Linked DNA regions of Homo sapiens: region 2 is linked to region 1. A link is a contact called in ENCODE Hi-C data. All regions are on one chromosome and are shown on one strand. The core of a region is the stretch at or near the end of the contact, and the rest is flanking DNA. Distances in the headings are between cores, read along the strand shown.

Region 1 (4,368 bases), core at 1,632-4,131:
AGACTGTCAGCCATATGCCTGAGTTTAATTCCCTACTTTTCTTCATACCCATTCCTGCCCTGTGAATGGCCTCCTTTCTCCCCTCTCTCCCTACCTTGGGAATCTCTGCTACTTCTTCAGTACCAGCCATAACCTGATCTCTTTCATAAGGTCGTTTACTAAGAGTCTGCTCATATTTCAGGCCCTGGAGTTTATAAAGAAGAGAAAGGTACATTTCTGTCCTCAAGTTTAGAGTCTAGTTGAGAATCCAGAAATAGACCATTTCAATATCGAATGAGAGGTTTGGGATGCTGTGAAGATACAGAGGTGTACCCGAACTGAGGGGAAGCAAGGATTACAGAGGTTCCATGACAACTATGATGCCCAGGTTGTGGCAGGTTTGCCCAAGGTCCAATCAGAAAGGAGCACATGGAAATGCTGAGTGTAGCCAAAGATAAGGTATAATAGTCTACTGAGGAACTGGTGACAGCATGTAGAGATGGAGATATATGACAAAATATGAGGCATCTTAAAGAATCTGTGGCTGAATGATGCTGGTGAAAAGGGTTAGAAGATTGTTGGAGGCCTCCCAGGTATTTGACTATAGATTTTAGTCTCTTTCGCTGATGTAGGACCCATGAAAGGACAAACACGTACTGGGAAGAGTGGAGTTTAGTTTTGGATTGGTTGATTTCATGATGCCTGTGTAGTATGCATGTGGAGGTGTCTACTAGATGATTAAAGAGAAAGGTCTGGAGCTTGGAGAAGTACTCCTGGCTGGTGATGTCTATCTAAGGCCAATAGAAAATAGGTGATAGAAGAAGCTGTGGGAATGAATGAGATTGTTCAAGATGAAACTGCACAGTCGGCCATGCATGGTGGCTCACGCCTGTAATCCCAGCACTTTGGGAGGCCATGGTGGGTAGATTACCTGAGGTCAGGAGTTTGAGACAAGCCTGGCCAACATGGTGAAACCCCATCTCTACTAAAAATACAACAATTAGCCAGATGATGTTGCGTGCACCTGTAATCCCAGCTACTGGGGAGGCTGAGGTAGGAGAATTGCTTGAACCCAGGAGGCGGAAGTTGCAGTGAGCTGAGATCACGCCACTGCACTGCAGCCTGGATGACAGGGTGAGACTCCGTCTCAAAACAAACAAACAAACAAAAAACCCAAAACCACACAGTGGAGTGAGAATAGCAGAGAGCTAATGTAGACTTTTTAATGGAGCAGTCTTAGGGTGAGGGGAGTGCCTGAAGGAGAGGCCAGAGAGTTGGGAGGATTACCAAATAATAATAATAATGTCATGTGAACCAAAAAGAGAGTTTAGGAAATGAGGAATTGTGACTAGTTTTATCCTGTGGGGGAAGTCAAGTGACATAGGACAGCAAAGTGCCACTGGATGGGATTCAGCAACAAAAAGGTCATTGTTCATCTTTGCCAGTGCTCCACGTGCTGGGGGGCCCAGGGTGTTTTGGGGAGAGAAGCCTAATGACAGAGGGTTGAGTAATGATTGTAAGGTGAGGAAGTGGAGGCAGCAATCTCAGAAAACTCTTTCAAAAAAAGAACATGCCTGTGACAGAAAGGAGACAGAGAAGGTGGGAGGTGGAGATAGATAAAGGATTAATGGAGGGTTTTCTTAAGCATATCATTCAATGTCTGGCATTTAAAAATGTTCTGGCCAGGCACGGTGGCTCATGCCTGTAATCCCAGCACTGGGTGGCCGAGGCTGGTGGATCACCTGAGGTCAGGAGTTCGAGACCAGCGTGGCCAACATGGTGAAACCCTGTCTCTACTAAAAATACAAAAATTAGCTGGGCATGGCAGCGTGCACCTGTGGTCCCAGCTATTCGGGAGGCTGAGGCAGGAGAATCGCTTGAACCCGGGAGACCTTGCAGTGAGCCGAGGTCATGCCATTGCACTCCAGCCTGGGCGACAGAGTGAGACTGTCTCAAAAAAAAATTTTTTTTCCAGCTTGGATTAAAAAAAAAAAAAATCCTGCCTTGACCTCTAGCCAAGTATGGTGGCACCGTGGTGGAGTGTATAGAGCAAGGATTTGATTCTCTCATTCTCTGAATTACAGCCCCAGCTCTGTTGGTTTTAGCTTCTAACCCTCCATTTCTGCCTGTATAAAATGGGTATGAAGACTCATCCATTATAGGTTGACTGCGAGGTTAAAATGATGAACGTTTACAAAGCAGCCTGTGTACTTGCGCAGGGTGGAGCTGAAGTCGTTTTAGTTCCTGCTGTATATCATAGGTACACAGTTGAATTTATTTAGCACTTCATAGGCTGGACAAGGGGGTTGAGGGGGGTGGATCCTTGCACCTTGTTTATGCTGAGATGGCTGTGTGGCTGGTGGCCTCAGCTGCCCTCTCAGGAGTCATTTGACTGATACTTTTGCTCCAATAGCTTGCCCTTCCTTTAAATTGTCTCAGAGCCTTACCTGCCTGCTGTCTTTCTGAATGATCAGTGCCTCAGCTTCAGCGCTCCCTGTGTGCTTTTACTACAGTGGCTCTGCATTGTCTGCATGTCCCAGCACTTGCAGGGTGTTGCAAGGAAGATTGCTTCAGTGGTAGTAAAGGGCTTGGTTCCAGGACCTGGATCCCGGGCGGGAATCCTGCCCTGCCACCTACTGTTCCTTCAGCTGAGAGCTGATGAAACCACACAAGAATGTGATGTTTGTGGTAGGCCTAGGTTTCACAGTCATTCCTGAGGTTAGATGGTATCGCTGCTTAGAGACCTGTTTTTTTTCCAGCCACCCATTGGTATTTTCCTTTGGCTATTTTACTAACCATGTTTCTTTGTTGTTGGTTGTAAAATGAGGTTGGTGGAAAAGGATTAACACATTCTCAGTTTCTCCTTGCTTTTGGACCCCGAACTTGGTGGTTGATACCTTAAGCAATCTTCAGAGCTACCCTAGGACCTAGATATATTTCCACCCCCGCCAGGTAGGAAGATACGAGATTCAGACAGTTTAATTAAGTTGCCCTGACTCACACTGTGAGTAATGGGTAGAGCTGGGATTCATATCAAATACAATAGAAACTGAAATTGCAGTTCTATTATACTGTTGTGGAGTAAAAGTGAAGAATGATTCTGGGGGGTTATTTTAGAGGACAGGAAGTGGGAGGGGGGCAGTATTGGGCAGAGGTAGGAGTCTGTTTTCTCCATCAAGCTTGTGAAGGAACTGCTAATCTTCCAAACTAGAGGTCTAGTTTTATTTGGCCTGAACAATGTTGAAAACATCAGGAAATTTCACATAAGAATCCAGATTTGGAACCCATTTTGAAAGATGAGAAGATTTGCTAGCATCCAGCATGAACAATCCAGCACTATTAGTTGCCTCTTCCTGATGGGGAAGTGAGCTCTCTCCAGTTCTCTGGCTCACAGCATACGCGTTGACATCCCTGGGCCACCTCTTTCAGGAGCATTACCTGCCGGGTCCTACAGTCAGTTGATTTGGCAATGATTATTCCGCTTATCATTTAATCTTATGTGGCTATACTTAACCTCTATAGATCCCCAATTGTTCTACTTTGATTATAAATGTATCTTTCCCTTCTTCTGTGTCTCTCCTCCCTGCAAACGCCTGATTTTTCTTGTATTACTGACCATCACTTAACCATTTCTTTTCAAATGGTTTTTCTTATACCTCTTAGCAACCCAGAAAAAAGTAGTGACAGGAGGTCATGTTGATTAGTTCACACCTGAGAATGTGTTAATAGTCACAGTGGAGCTTTTCTCTGTGCCTGCCCCTCTACTGGGGCCTTTAAGTGAAAACCCTACTGATTGTGTTATAAAACTGCTTTCGGTGGGGAAAAACTGAGGTTTCTGGTGTTACGAAAAGCTTCTGAGTAGTGGAATAGGGACTTGACCCCAGTTGTGTTGGATGCCCAAACATTTGCTCTCTCCCCAGAAGGGCTATGGGAGGACAACATCCAGGACTACTGAACAGCTACTTTGGACACCCAGCCTTGTGGTCCACACAGAGCCAGCCTGCTGTTGCAGTTCACTGGATTGGATCTTGGCATGGGTGGGGAGTCATTTGTACCACGCCGGGGGAAACTCTGTCAGCAGGAAGAGCAGGCCGGTGTGCCCTGCCCTGCCATGGCAATGCTTTAACTCTCCCTGGGCTTCATCTCTCTTGTTATTGCCCTCTGGTCAGGATCTTGAAATATCAGTGCCAGTTAAATGCTGGCTCCCTAAATGCAGTTGCTCATGATTAATTTTTGACTTAGTGTTTGGTAGTGGTGGTTCTCAAATGACAGAGTTATAATATCAATATCTTTGCTATCTGTCCTCCACTCTCCAGTTTTCCCTCTAAAAGCTCACATCTGAAATTGTAAGAATTTGAGATCTGAAGGTTTATTTTGCCACTTTAGTTC
Region 2 (4,841 bases), core at 2,255-4,754, 900 kb after region 1:
TGCATATTCAGTCTCATAATTACAGAGTTTGTACAGCTGTGGCTTTGGCAACAGAAGAATTAATTAAAATATCAAAAATTCACTATCATTCACTAAGTGACTCATGAATAGTTTTACAAGTTTATATTGTATATTGTTCTTATGAAAATGTTCATTGATATACCATTTTGTTATTGTTAGGAAGGAAATAATTTTCTATAAATATTTGTTGAGTAAACAGAAATAAAAAAGACTTTTGTATCTTTATATTCCTATGGTACTAAAAATATTTTCCAAGAAGGGAAATACCATTTCCTAACATTACACAAAATACATATGATAGATGGACAGAGGTTTATATAGTCATTGAAAGAATATTTCAGATTTTAAATTTTAATTACTTTGTTCATATTCAAATTCCTCTATCAATTCTTTATTCACAGCTGCTATGTGAATCCAAGCAAATTTTTCATCTAGAGACCCTCTCTTGCAAAATCTTTAAAGACAGTTGAACTAAACAATTCTTATGTCCATGTCAGCCCTAAAATCCTACATTTCTGTGTTCTAACAGGTTAATTAATATGGTTTCTAAATCAAAGCATAATAAAATTATATTAGGTACCTTGTTTTTGAGGATGAAAGAGAATATGCTCAAAAAGCTTTATTAATATTTTTCAGGTATACTGCTATATGTCAGCTAAAACTTTGGAAATTAAATAATTACATAAAGTATTATGACTATAACTGCTGATTATATAGAACACATGTAGGCACAAAACATGCATCTAAAAAAGATCTTGCTTACTTAAAAAAAAATCCTGTTTTTAGAGCACTATTTGTTTTGATAAGATAAACCATTTGTGTAAGGCACAATGAATGGCAAAATTCTTTTATCTTATCAAATAGAGGGTTACATAGGAAAGGATGCATTCTCCAGAATTTTGATAGTGTAAAATATTTAATACTGTAAGAGTTCTTAGTGGATCAGTAAAGACATACCATGAAAAGTTATTTTTGAGGAGTACTTAAGCAGTTACAGTGTTATCATATGAAGGCAAATTATAATATTCCTTCTTACTAGCCAGGCCTCCATGTACTTTTTGATCTTTTCCCTAAATGCATTTCATATTCCTTGGTTATATCTGAAGAAAGCCAATACCTTTAGTCCAAACATAGGAGAAAAGTAATCGGGGCTTTCACTGCAATCCAGTAGATGAATACATTATTTATTGATAACCTTTGTTATGTGTACACAGCTGGGGATGGAGGTGTGGTCAAAGTGTGGTAGAGATCACCAGAGGACACTTCAGACACCACTAGGACTGGTATGGCTTTCTCCTCTTCACTCCTGTTTTAAAGATTGCTCAGACTTTTTCAAGAAATGTGTAGAAATATGTTTGAGGCTCAGCATGCTTCTCTTATTTTGCTGATGAAGAGTCTCTGGCATTAGCCAGACTTCTTGGAATAGTAATATTTTTTAATAGCAAACTAACATGTCCTCTAACAAAAACCTTCCCTTCCCACTTTTTTTTAACCAGTTTGCTGAGTATCATGTTAGTATTCACTTTTTTCTTCATAAGAGCCTAAAATGCCTTGCATTTTGGCAAAGTGAATTTATTTTATTTTTTAGCTTCTACATTATTTAAAACAAAAAGTGTCGACTGCTTGAACTTTCATTTTTATATCAATCAATATTTCCTGGTCTCCTTTTCAAACGAGCTGACTTTTCTGAAGATTTTTAAGAGGCCACCTGATTTCAGGAGTAAAAATAAATAAATGAGAAGAAAGTATTTACTATTTTCAACTACATCTGTGGCAAAGAATCAAAATGTGCATATATCCCAACTGCGAAGTATCTCTAGTTAAAATATAAGCTGTTTAACATTAACTTTAATGTTAGCAACCTCACAAATGCCTTCTCTACAAGTCAGGGCCTCACAGAAAGCCATAAAAGGAAAGGAATATAATTTCTCTTGCTGGCACTTACTGAAAAGCTAAAATAGAATAGTAACAGAAATCATATTTGCCAGCCCTAACTGAAGGAATTGTGAAACATCTCAGAAGATTGTAAGTTATTATAAAAATGTTGTAATTACCATGCTATTAACTATGCCTTATAGGAGTTGAAACTTTTGTTTAACCAAAAATTATTTCAAGAACAGACAGCTAATTACTTACATTTAGAAAATATATTGCATACAAAGATATGGAGCATTTTAAAACGTAGCTTTAGGTTGAAATGCAGTAGTCCATTTTTTACTCCCTAATAAGAACTAGGATTTTTGAAATGATATTTTCAAGTATAGTAATAATATCTTTGAAATAATTCACTTATTTTTCCAGTTGCTGGCTTCAAAAGATTTTTAAAAACTGTGTCATTTATTTCATAAATTCTGAATTCTTTAAAGCAAACATGAGTGTGTGAAAGTTAGTTAAAGCACACCTACAGTAAGAAATTACGTGATTCTTACAGTGAGTTATTGCTCTTTTTAAAAGTGATTCATTGACTATGGCTTGGGTAGCTTAACCCTTTGAAGTACACATATCTGCATATACAGATTACACATGTTTTGAAAAAATGAGTAAGTTTTGAATTACAGGTATGTATGTGGAATTGTGAGGTCAATACAGAAAGTTTGGATAAAATGCCACTTTGGCAGAACGCTAAAGATTAGTGTCAGCTGTGGGATCTTTTTGTTGATGTAATAATGCACATTTCAGTTCACCTTAAACAATGACTATCTTGACTACTGTATTATGTCATTATATACTGCATTTATGGCTCTTTCAGGAATAATTGTGAAAGCTTTATTGAATTATTTTTCATTTCTTTTCTAATTACAATTTTCAATTTATGTCATATCCAAGGGAACATAACAAGAAACTAAATCAATTTATTTCTCTGTGTTTCTTTTTTAATAAAAAGAAAACTAAGCTTTTCTGATTTTTTTCTGAAATTGCTTTTTTATGCTTTCTTAAAAACAAATTTATCTTTAAATTTAAATTCAAATATGAAACCCCTTGCCAAGATACATGTTTAGCTTTTTTTTTCCTTCAGAGAATTTTTTTCCTGGTAAGAATAATTTATATGGCTGAGGCTTTAGTCCCAAAACAGTTTTAAATTGAAAAAAAAGTGGCTTTTAAGAAACCGAAATGCCCATTTTTTGTCTTAAATGAGTCTACCAATGCCTCCTTTCTCCTTTCCTCCACTATCCTCCCTCACTCACACTTCAACAAGTATACCCCCACACTATTTTTCACACTGTTTCTTCCCTAGAGTAAGTCCTTTTCAGGCTACCTGGTGGTTTGTCCACAGCCTAGGCAATGCAAATATCACCCAAATGAGTCCCTGAGATACATGTTAATAGAAGCTATACAATGTAATGTTAAGAACCAGTTGGCTTCTCTGTCTCCAAATACTGATCTAATACATGTTTGCAGATTAGATTTACAATGGATGAATTTACATACAGTTCTGTGCTCTGTAGAGAAATGTAGTTGCTTTAGAGTCGGAACGGCAAAATGTGGCTCTTCTGAACCTAGAAGAGAAAATTCTGACCCCTCCTCCTTCCCCATTTTAATGGTTTGACTAACCACAGACAAACACCCTTAGCATATTTGGGGAAGTAAGTTGTTATTTTATCGGTTTGAGGACTTCTCTAAACTTATCTTTTATATGCTCTCCAGCCCTAGGCTGTGATGTTTTCTGGTTGTCTTTAAATATCTGAAGAGGCAAAAGCTCTTGCTCTCAGTTCTTATTAACTTCTCGTCACAACAGGAATAGTCTGTTAATCTAATTTGCCTATAAACTTATTTTTTTCTTTCCTTGGTTTTCTACCCATAACATTCCCCAACTTAATTTGCTGCTTGGAACTTCTATATTGAAGACCACCCATTTCCTTATCTATTACCTGCTCATTCTTCACTGTGTCTATGGATATATCTGATGCTCTCTATTCTTAAAAGGATGAGAAAATAAGAAATAGGAAGAAACTGAGGGGTTGTTTTAAAACTCAACCAATAAATTATTGACATTACACCTAGCTGATACAAATCTATACACTCGTGGGTTCAAGAAATTTCATTTTCTTTTACGATCACGATTTAAAAGTGTAATTCTAACTCTGAGACATCTTCCCATTGGGATGACAGGAAATTCAATCCCAGGCACTCTCGGTACTCCCCATCTTCTCTCCCTCCTCTTCCCCCAGGCCCAGAGTGTTAAGGAATAGAAGTCACAAATATGATGTGGAAACAGTAAAAGGTGGCACCTTTTCAAGATTGTGCCCCTCCTCTACATAGGCCCATCTGATTTCTGATCTTGCTTGGACAGATCTTCTGTATTTTCAACAGAAGGCATAAATGTGAATTTTTATGTGAATTCTCTCAAATTATAAATATTTATTTAAATGATGCCATTTAAAAATATATAGCTTTAAGCCAATTCAGCCCATTGGCCACCATTTTACAACTTCTATCTTGGACATGGTAAGTGCCATAAGGGCACTTGCCATCAGGCTGCTTCGGCCTTTCTGCCCTGCGTGAAGGCAAGGGTCGGCCTGGCTATCTGTCTGATAACTTTTCAGAGCCCAGGGGCTCAGGGGAGATGCTCACTTAGATAGCCTCTACCCTAACATTTGGTGATTATCATTTATTACAGAGTACTTTGTGCTTCAGGAGTTCTCTAGTTCTAAAGGTTATTTGCACAAGCAAAACAATAAAAAATTAATTACACCAAATAGTAGGCATTGCATGGTTCTTATCAGGTGAAACTAGAGGAAGTATTTGGCATGTTTCTTTATTCTTTGCAGAGATTCCATAATTCCAACACTATGAGGAATATATTGGTAAAAGGAGAGAAG

What was found. A loop is a pair of places that touch in the nucleus more often than their neighbours do. Pooled maps may share reads with other maps.
Region 2: a loop to region 1 is called in a pooled map, with 4 times the contacts of the local background. The contact joins the promoter of LINC02917 here to the enhancer-like site in region 1. A Hi-C loop is called at or near these places in 5 of 50 pooled maps.

Annotation. Positions count from the first base shown.
Region 1 is chr3:151,302,635-151,307,002 of GRCh38, forward strand. All of the region lies in intron 16 of MED12L (mediator complex subunit 12L), which reads left to right. The region is part of intron 1 of GPR87 (G protein-coupled receptor 87); the gene reads right to left. Among named protein-coding and RNA genes, the nearest start is that of GPR87, 12 kb to the right of the region's middle. Within about 2 kb of position 2,882, at least 8 of the 41 ENCODE cell types and tissues checked have a DNase peak (open chromatin) inside an H3K27ac peak, as active enhancers do.
Region 2 is chr3:152,201,923-152,206,763 of GRCh38, forward strand. It overlaps LINC02917 (long intergenic non-protein coding RNA 2917), which reads right to left and starts at 3,505. Exons shown (of 3, transcript NR_186000.1): 1 at 3,451-3,505. It overlaps LOC101928166 (a long non-coding RNA gene), which reads right to left and starts at 3,507. Exons shown (of 3, transcript NR_136178.1): 1 at 3,451-3,507. RefSeq lists a silencer at 1,058-1,352.